2 separate regions of the Mus musculus genome follow, and region 1 is linked to region 2. The links are chromatin contacts, found by Hi-C or POLR2A ChIA-PET in ENCODE. All regions are on one chromosome and are shown on one strand. Each heading gives the region's core, a stretch centred on a gene start or an enhancer-like site at or near the end of the contact. The rest is flanking DNA. Distances are from core to core; before and after follow the strand shown.

Region 1 (4,285 bases), core at 505-3,004, 960 kb before region 2:
ATTATTCCTTTTCTTGTGAACTCCAATTATTAGTATTATATATACATGTATATTGAAATCATAATTACATCGCTTCCCTTTTCTTCCCTTCTGACCAAGCCTCCCATGTAGCCCTCCTTTGCTCTCTTTCATATTCATGGCCTCTTTTTTCTTTAATTGTTGTTGTTAGTTGAGAGAGAGAGAGTTTTCAGGGCTGGCCATTTGGTATTGGTTAATCAGTTGATGTGCTTTTCCTGGGGGAATACTATTTCTCCTGAGCTCAGCATTCTTTAGTTACCTGTAGTGTCATATTATTTTTACTTACAGATAATTAGATAGATGGCTGGATAGTTAAAATAAGGATGCCTAACAAGAAGCCCCTATGCAAATTAACAAACATCCTTTTGTTTTTGTTTTGTCGAGCCAGGACTGATCAAAAGCTCATCAATTTTTTTTAAAGGACAAAGAATAAGGTTTTCTGTTTGTTTTTAAAAAGATGTATTTATTTTATGTATGTGCATACACTGTCTCTCTCTTCAGACAACCCAGAAGAAGGCATCCGAGTCCATCAGATTAATTAGATGGTTGCGAGACACCATGTGGTTGCTGGAAATTGAACTGAGGACCTCTGAAAGAGGAGTCAGTGCTCTTAACCCCTGGGCCATCTCTCCAACCCCCAAAGGGTAAGTCCTAATGGGGGGCGGGGGATGGATTTGAGACACCTCATGTACATAATGGGTTTCGTCAAACAATAGAGTTAAGTCTTAGAGGAAATTTTAAAGATCGAAAGTTGTTGCATCTCTGTGCACTGCATTTAAAAAAATGTTCACTTTTCTTCCCTGGTACTGGGGCTTGACCTGAGTGCCTCTACTGAGCTACGCACCTGCACCCTTTCTTTTTGAAATACTTGTGATTGGTTTCACCTACAGCCTCAGCCTTAGAGTAGCAGAGGCTTGCTGCATCAGAACAATCGGGTTTTTAGTCTTAAGGTATTCATCGACCGTCTACTTAGCCATACAGGAACTGCCAGGTTATTTCACCAAATTGTGATTGTCCTCAGTTATTTCTCACACTAGGGCCTGTTTCTTTTTAAATTTTTATTTACGAGGCAGTGCCTTCACGTAGCTGAGGCTGGCCTTTACTCCTGTCTCCACTTTCAGATCACTGGGATTCAGGCGTGCAGCACCATGCCTGCGCCACGCTTGTCTAAAGGTAGACACCACCTTCGGCAGCGATCAGTGAGCGTTCGGAGACATTAAATCCGGTGCTTAAGTTCTGCTTGTTGACTCCATTGACTTGCGTTACCTAAGCCCGACGGCTTCTGTTTAAGTCAGACTGGCGGTGGAACAGTAGCCGGAATGGCTGATCGAACAGATGCAAGGCTACACAGGGCGATGCCAGGGATTTAATCGCTCGACGTCGAGTTTGACTGTTGGCAGCGGAATGAATGTGTGACTAAAAGAACTGACTGGAGACGCTGAGGCTGGCGCCATCTAAACAACCCACCTAAACGCTAACGCAGTACACCCACTTTCTGAACACCCAGCTCCAAGCCGGAGCCGGAAGCCAGGACGCTAGAGGAAGTCGCGCTCTCAGCCAATAAGCGTCTGGTTCTGAAAATGACTCTCTCATCCCGCCTATTGTAGGACAGCGAGAACTGAGGCGAACTATCGCGAGGTTTCGTTGCCCTGGCCCCCTTCTTCCCCGAACCCTACTCCAGTTAGCCAGGCCCGCCTCTCCGCAGGCTCCGCCCCGTAGCCCCGCCCTCCCTGTGTTTTTAGACTGCCTACCAGCGCAGCCTGAGCCGCTGAGTGCCGGTCAGCGGGCGCCGAGGTGAGTGTCCGGTCTCCAGGCTCACAGGTCGAAGCCGCTGGCTCGACTCCCCGTGGGGACGCTTCATCCCCGTCGCCACAGAAGCGCCTGGGCCTCTGGGAGAGGAACAGTGGGTTGTCCGGCCTTGGATCCCCACCGCTGCCGTGTCCTCCATGGCCCCTGGTACCAGAGTATCCCGGTATCATCATCTGAGTCCCTGCCCCTGGGCTCCCTGCTTCCGAATTCTTACGACCTTTAGACTCGAACTAACTCGGGCAAAACCAAGACGTCTGGTAGTTTTTCTCCTGGAGAAAACAGCCTTTTACAGATGTTTGTAGTATGCAGTTTGTCTCTGATCTCCAGTGTTAGAGAGCCGGCTTGTGTATTCCGTCAAATTAAGTACTGGGAAGTCAGTTATGGGCTACTCTTTAAAATACCTGTACTTAAAATGGGGATATACTTGAGAGATTATTGTGTTTCTCCTGAGAAGACTGGTGTTGGACTTTCAGAAAACTGAAGGAGCAAATGTATCTAGTCAATACCCGTTACATTATTTACAGTAACCGTGGGCAGGGGGTGACGTTTTGAAAGGGCCAGGAGAACTTAAAAAGGCTGTATTGCCAGTGAGTGCATATTGGGAAGCCAAGAGTACGTTCATCTTTGGAAGCTTTTGGATTTCATTTGCATACACGTAATTTCCGAGTTTGTACGAAGATGCATTTCAGCAGAGCCTAATGATGCTTTTGAAGTAACCGGTGCCAGGTGGAACATTCAGAGAGAGCCATCTGGCTACAGGGAGTGAAGATTTTGAATATGGTTTTTTAGTTTGCAAAAGGGAAACTTTCTTGTGTGTAATCTTTGGCTGTTTTATAAGAATGACACAATGGCTACATTTTATAATTGTAAAAGGCTGCGTTATAGGAAAGGTGGTGCCCAGACTTTGGAGTTAGGACCACCTGCATTTCGGTTGTAGCAAAGTACCTCATCTGTAAAGTGGATTAATGTCTGCTGTGCTGCTTGGCTGTGAAGAATAAGATATTTATGACAGCGAGTTTAAATTGTCTGTGAGTGATCTCAATGGGTAGATTAAAAAAAATCAACCTTGGAACAGTTACTCTGATTTCATCCACTTATTAGCTGTTTGAAAGCTAAAAGTATTTTAGAAACTGTATTATGCAGGCATGCAGAAATGAAGAAACTAACATTCCTCTGGATTTAGGGTTTTACAGACTCTCATCTAAATTGTCCGTAAACAGGTGTGCATATCTATCTAGATCTATAGACATATAATATAAAACAAATAGTAAAAACTGAACAACTGGCTTGCTCTGAGAGAGAGCCAAGGAAATAAATAGTTTGGGATAGGGAGGTGAGTTTAATGTTGAAACCTGCAAGACGAGAGAGGCATTTCCAGCCTAAGAGGAGAGCAGCAACTTCTTGGAGAAGTTTGGTAGCTCCCGGGATTAAGAGAGGTCAGGAACTTGGTGAATGCCACAGAGGAAGCTGGACAGGCAGGTTGGGCCCGATGGTCAAGGAAGCTTTGTAAGGCTTTGCTTTTCTCAATAAGGAGTTGCTAAAGGATTTGTTTAGTAAGACGTACCTGAGAGGAAGAGGTGCAATTATGAGTGTGTTTTCAGAGGCCCATTGCTGTGATTGATACGTAGGGAGTGATGCAAGTGGACATGTGGAGGCCAGGGGCACAGCTAGCCAAGGCAGGAGATGGCGGTGGCTTATGGGTTGGGCAGCTGGAGAGAGATGGCTGGAACTGAGATGTATTTGGAAAGAGAGACCCTGGCCTTGATTGAAGAAACTGTGATGGACAGGAGGTTATCCTTTTCTGACTCCCAGCTGCGCTGCTGTGTGGCTAGAAGGGTGCTTCCCCCACATTTGCTGAGACAGGAAAACCTGGTGATGAGCTCTGACAGCTGTTGGGAAGGTATGACATTGGCCATGCCGTAAGACATCAAAGAACCACTCCCGCTTACTCAGTGCATAGTTGTATGACATTGGGGATGCTGTAAGACATCTAAACCACTCCCCGTACTCAGTGCATTAATTACCCTTCTGGAGTAATTGTTCTGGCTTTGTCTCCATACAAAAGCATTGATGGGACCAGTATAGCCAGTGCTATAGTTCCCTTCACTTTATATAAAGACCCCTGGTAGCCGGGCGTGGTGGCGCACACCTTTAATCCCAGCACTCAGGAGGCAGAGGCAGGCGGATTTCTGAGTTCGAGGCCAGCCTGGTCTACAAAGTGAGTTCCAGGACAGCCAGGGCTATACAGAGAAACCCTGTCTCGAAAAACCAAAATAAAATAAAGTAAAGATGCCTGGCAATAAAGTGAGGAAGGAAGTAGCTGGAACAAGTATGGGGAAGTATTAGATTCTTAGGTTGATCTGGGGCTGTTAACTGAACACTCCATAGAATACTCTTAAGTAAAATGGCAGCTGCTGACATCTGAGCTAAGAAATGACTTTGAAAATGATAAAAATTA
Region 2 (4,276 bases), core at 343-2,842:
TGGGTGGGTATGGGGGACTTTTGGTATAGCATTGGAAATGTAAATGAGCTAAATACCTAATAAAAAATGAAAAAAATAAAAAAAAAAGAATCTCTTTTTAAGTCTGAATAATCCCAAAAAAAAAAAAAAAAAAAAAAAAGAAGTTACTCCTGTGGAAGACATCAAAGGAATACTTTTTCTACGAGTATCAGCCTAGAAAAAAAAAGACCCAGAGGCAAATCGAACACTGACTCCCACCTGCAACAAAATATCGCAATAGGTTACATCATCCCCAGGAATCCAATTCCCATAACAGCTTTCTCTATTATGTGATCAATGCAAAACATAGAAACGGGAATCATTCTGGCATGACCTATACATTCCTGCAAAATCTGCAGTCTGCCCACACCCCCTAATCTCATTTCCATCTTTCTTCCCCTTACTCAGTCACAGTTCCCCTAAACTTATTAAAGTACCAAAGGCTTTGCACTTCAGATTAACTGCTTGTAAAGGCCTTCCCTCAGATCTTTGTTGGCTAGTTTTTTTTGTCATTCACAGAGCATAAATGTCATTCTCTGGGAGACCTGGCTCACAATCTAAGAGTCTAGCGCATCCTAGTCAAACTGTATTCCATTACTTTGTGGGTTTTTTTTTTTCCCTAATCATTCTGCAGTTTCATCTTCTCTTGTTAAGATAAAAGAAAAAAAAAGAAAGAAAAGAAAGAAAGGAAAGAAAAGTTCACAAAGTCTCCCCAACAACTAGAGTAGTGTCAACCCAGTAGACACTTGCTAAAAGAATCAATGCATTTAAACAATGTATCAATGTGCCCACTCTGCGCCCCCCTCCCCCGGCTCTTTTCATTCACAAGAAACCACTAGGGTCGCTATCCTCGCAGGCAAGCCCTTGAACCAGCCTCGCGATCCCAAAGAGCGTGCTCTCTCGCAGGCTGGGCGAGGCAGCCTGGAAGCTAACCGGGTCTCAGAGACCGACAGATGCACCAAACATCGCCACTCGCTTCCAAGAAGCACCGCAGAGCGACGACGAGTAGGGGCCCTCATCGCCTGCTCTCGGCCCTGTCGCCTCCCCCGTCGCTCAGCCTGCCACGCACGTGTCGCTCCAGCCACCCAGCTCAACCTGGGCTCCTGCTTACCTGGCTGCCATCCCGCCGGGCCACGCAGCCATCGCCCGGCCACTCGTGCCCACAGCTGCCTACTCCAGGCCACCGTACTCCACGGAAGGCCTTGCCGGCCCCTCCCTCAGCAGGCGTAGAAGCCCCATTCGTAGTACAGTGTCTCTTAGCAACCGCTTAGAGTCTCCAGGCTGGGGGTGGAGCCTGGAGAACCGCTGCGGGGAAGCGGAGGGGACGAAGGGAGAGCGACCAATCGGAGACAAGTCCCAGCCTCTATTAGCCCGCCTCCTCTAACTGTCGCGAATCCGCGGGCAGCTTTACGACAGCCAGGGGGTGGGGGCATCTGTGTGAGGAGAAGGAAGCAACCAACCAACCAAGTCGCCCCCACCCCCTACCCCAACCCCCACCCACCGCGGATCTGGTTTACGGCTTGGAGCGCAGGCTCCAGTGCGGCAGCTGATTGGCTGTCGAAGGCTTGGTCCCATCCCAGTGACCCCAAAGTGCTGGAAGGAGGGGGCGGGGGTGGCCCAGTGCAAAGTGCATCCCGAAAGCCCCCTGTCGGGACACCCTGCTGCTGACACTTCGGACCTGGTATGACTTAGGGTCTCTCTGTCCCCAGACCTCTTGAGTCCCTCGGTAGCTGAAAGCCTCCGGCCCGGCGCGCGGCAGACCCTTGGTCTGAGCCCCTGGACCGGGACTGCCCCCCCCCCCCCCCACCCAGCCGGCACTTCCTCCCAGCGCCCCTTCCCGGAGGCTGCTCCGAGGCCAAGACCGCCACCCCCAGCCTGATCGACTATCTGGATGCTCTCTGGGTTGGGGCCGTGAAGCACCCAGGAGGATCAGGAACACGGTGTCCGGCCCTGCCTGGGGTGTTTCTTCAATGGAGAAGTTGGTGAATGTGCAGGAGGCTGAAAGGAGAGAGAGGAGCTGCAACTGAGGACACAGGTAAAGTCAGTTTCTTCCTCCCTTGAGGGGAGGGGGCTGGCTGGGTGGGGGTTGGGGGAGAAGCCCTGCTCTAGCCTGCCTGCCCTTGCCACCCTCCAGCCTTTGCTAAGCTCCCCCATCCTCAGAGCCCTCTCCTCGCCCCTGGATCACTGCACCACTGATCGGTTTCTGTTTTCCAGGTTTGAGCTTGCTGGAGGACACTCGCGAGTAGAAGGGGTCTGGCCACCCACCAGAGGAGCAATAAACAGAGTGCTTTGGACCAGCATCCTCTTGAAAGGTAAAGAGGCAGACCTCCCTTCCCCCATTGTTTACTCCTGGCCCCTACCTCATTAAGTAACGCTTTATTTCCAGGGTGGTTGCCTGGGAATGCAAGCTTTCTTAGATCCTAGTTTCCTAGCAAAACCAGAAGCACTGCCCATGCCTGGTCCTTAACACCCCAGTAACTTCTCTAGCCCAGAAACGTCTTCTGGGACCTGATCAGAGCGTTTCCGTGTTTTGCATTATCTTTTGGTATACTGTGTCATGTACTCTGCTCGGAGGCTTGGAGACCTTTTTGTAGTTCCCCGCCTTACATACTCTCATAGGAATTCTTCAATTCCATGTTAATTGCTTGTTAATTCTGAATGATTCTGCTTTTAATTAAACCACAGTTTACTGTTTTGCCCATGTACATTTTTTTCTCTCTATGCCTCCATCAGGAAAGCTTCAGAGTTACCTAACTGATAATGACTTAGTAGCAGAAGGTGAACAGGAGGACTGAAACTTACAGGTTTTGAAGAAAATAATTGGATTTGGTTTTCCTGGAACAAGTGAATGTGTGTAGCTTAAGAATGGGAACAGTATAGGAACTGTATAAAAGCACTATTAGCCCCGGAAACAAAGTATATAGTTTACTATGGGTGTTCTTGTGTGTTTGTGTGAGAAAAGTGGATGGACACCAGGAGTTGTTATGAAGTGATACATAGTATTTGTTACATCTCTGGTGTTCTAGGTGAACTTATAAAAATTTACAATGTATCTCCTTGACAATAGTGGCACAGTCAGGAATTTTGAAACAAAGTATTGTTTTGGTATGTTTAGCTATCTGCTGCTTGGTTTTGGCAGTGGTCATTCTTGTTTTCTCATTTTAAAACCCTTACAGAGAATTTACTAGATTGAAATATAAGCACCTAGGTCATGTGCTCAGATTTCTGCTGCCTCCGAAAATGCCCAAAAGGTAAGTTTAGAACATTAATATAAAGAGAGAATGTATACAAATAAACCATAGGGAGAGATTATACAAGGACAACCTAGAGACTGCCTAATGAATAACTATAATATTTGTTATCACGTATAAAAAGTGACTCATTTATTTTAATATCTCAACTGTTTTTTGAAATTTTCAGTACAAAGAAGTATTCAAAATGGTAGGCTTTTATTCCTTTAGATTTTCTGTCTTGTCTGCCAGTGTGTGTGTGTGCTTGCACACACAAACACAAATAATATGTTTTGATTCTACTGATCTTTAAGACATAAAGATAATTTTAAGGGGCTCTGGTGGCTTGCACATTTTTAAGACTTGAAACTACACGCCAAAGAAAGTATGTCCTGAATAAAATTTTAAAATACTATATATCAGCTCTCTTTTCTCACTGTAATTGCTATATTTTCCTCCTCCTCCTCCTCCTCCTCCTCTTCCTCCTCTTCCTCCTCCTCCTCCTTTTCTTCTTCTTTTTAATTTCTGGTGCTTTGAGACAGGGCTTCTCTGTGTAGCTTTGGCTGTCCAGAAACTCCCTGTAGATCAGGATAGCCTTGAACTCAGATCTGCCTGACTCTGCCTCCTGAGTGCTGGGATCAAAGGCTTGTACCTGACTGTAATTGCTGTTCTTTCCAGGCTGAGGAGTGGGAATCTTGAGGCAGGAGGATGGAGAATTTAAAGCCAACCTGGGCCAGCTATAGAGTGAAACAGGGTTTTAAAGAACCAAATGAAAGAAAGAGAAAAAAAAATTCACCAGTGACTGTACTATGGAGAAAATTTAGGGTAGTATTCATATATGTGTGTGTGTAAAAATTTAGGGTAGCATTCATATATATGTGCGTGTGTGTGTGTGTGTGTGTGTGTGTGTGTGTGTGTGTGTATGAATATGAATCAAGGCAGAGTCTCAAGTTGAGGGGTGGCTGCTATTAAAATACAGAGCTCAGGGCTGGAGAGGTGGCTCAGCGGTTAAATATGGATCAGCACTA

What was found. Hi-C counts contacts between places; a loop is a spot of excess contacts on that map. ChIA-PET counts read pairs that join two places held with the same protein, here RNA polymerase II (POLR2A).
Region 1: a map of gastrocnemius shows a loop between it and region 2 (4-fold over the local background). The contact joins the promoter of Lrrc28 here to the promoter of Asb7 in region 2. A Hi-C loop is called at or near these places in 5 of 37 maps with a recorded cell type or tissue (T-helper 17 cell, gastrocnemius, heart and 1 more). POLR2A ChIA-PET finds 5 or more read pairs at or near these places in 1 of 5 experiments (Patski).

Annotation. Positions count from the first base shown.
Region 1 is chr7:67,642,705-67,646,989 of GRCm38, reverse strand. Lrrc28 (leucine rich repeat containing 28) reads left to right here and starts at 1,754. Exons shown (of 10, transcript NM_175124.5): 1 at 1,754-1,812. It also overlaps a transcript of Ttc23 not described here.
Region 2 is chr7:66,686,877-66,691,152 of GRCm38, reverse strand. It overlaps Asb7 (ankyrin repeat and SOCS box-containing 7), which reads left to right and starts at 1,592. Exons shown (of 6, transcript NM_080443.2): 1 at 1,592-2,053; 2 at 2,233-2,330. Lins1 (lines homolog 1) reads right to left here and starts at 1,264. Exons shown (of 8, transcript NM_152815.2): 1 at 1,130-1,264.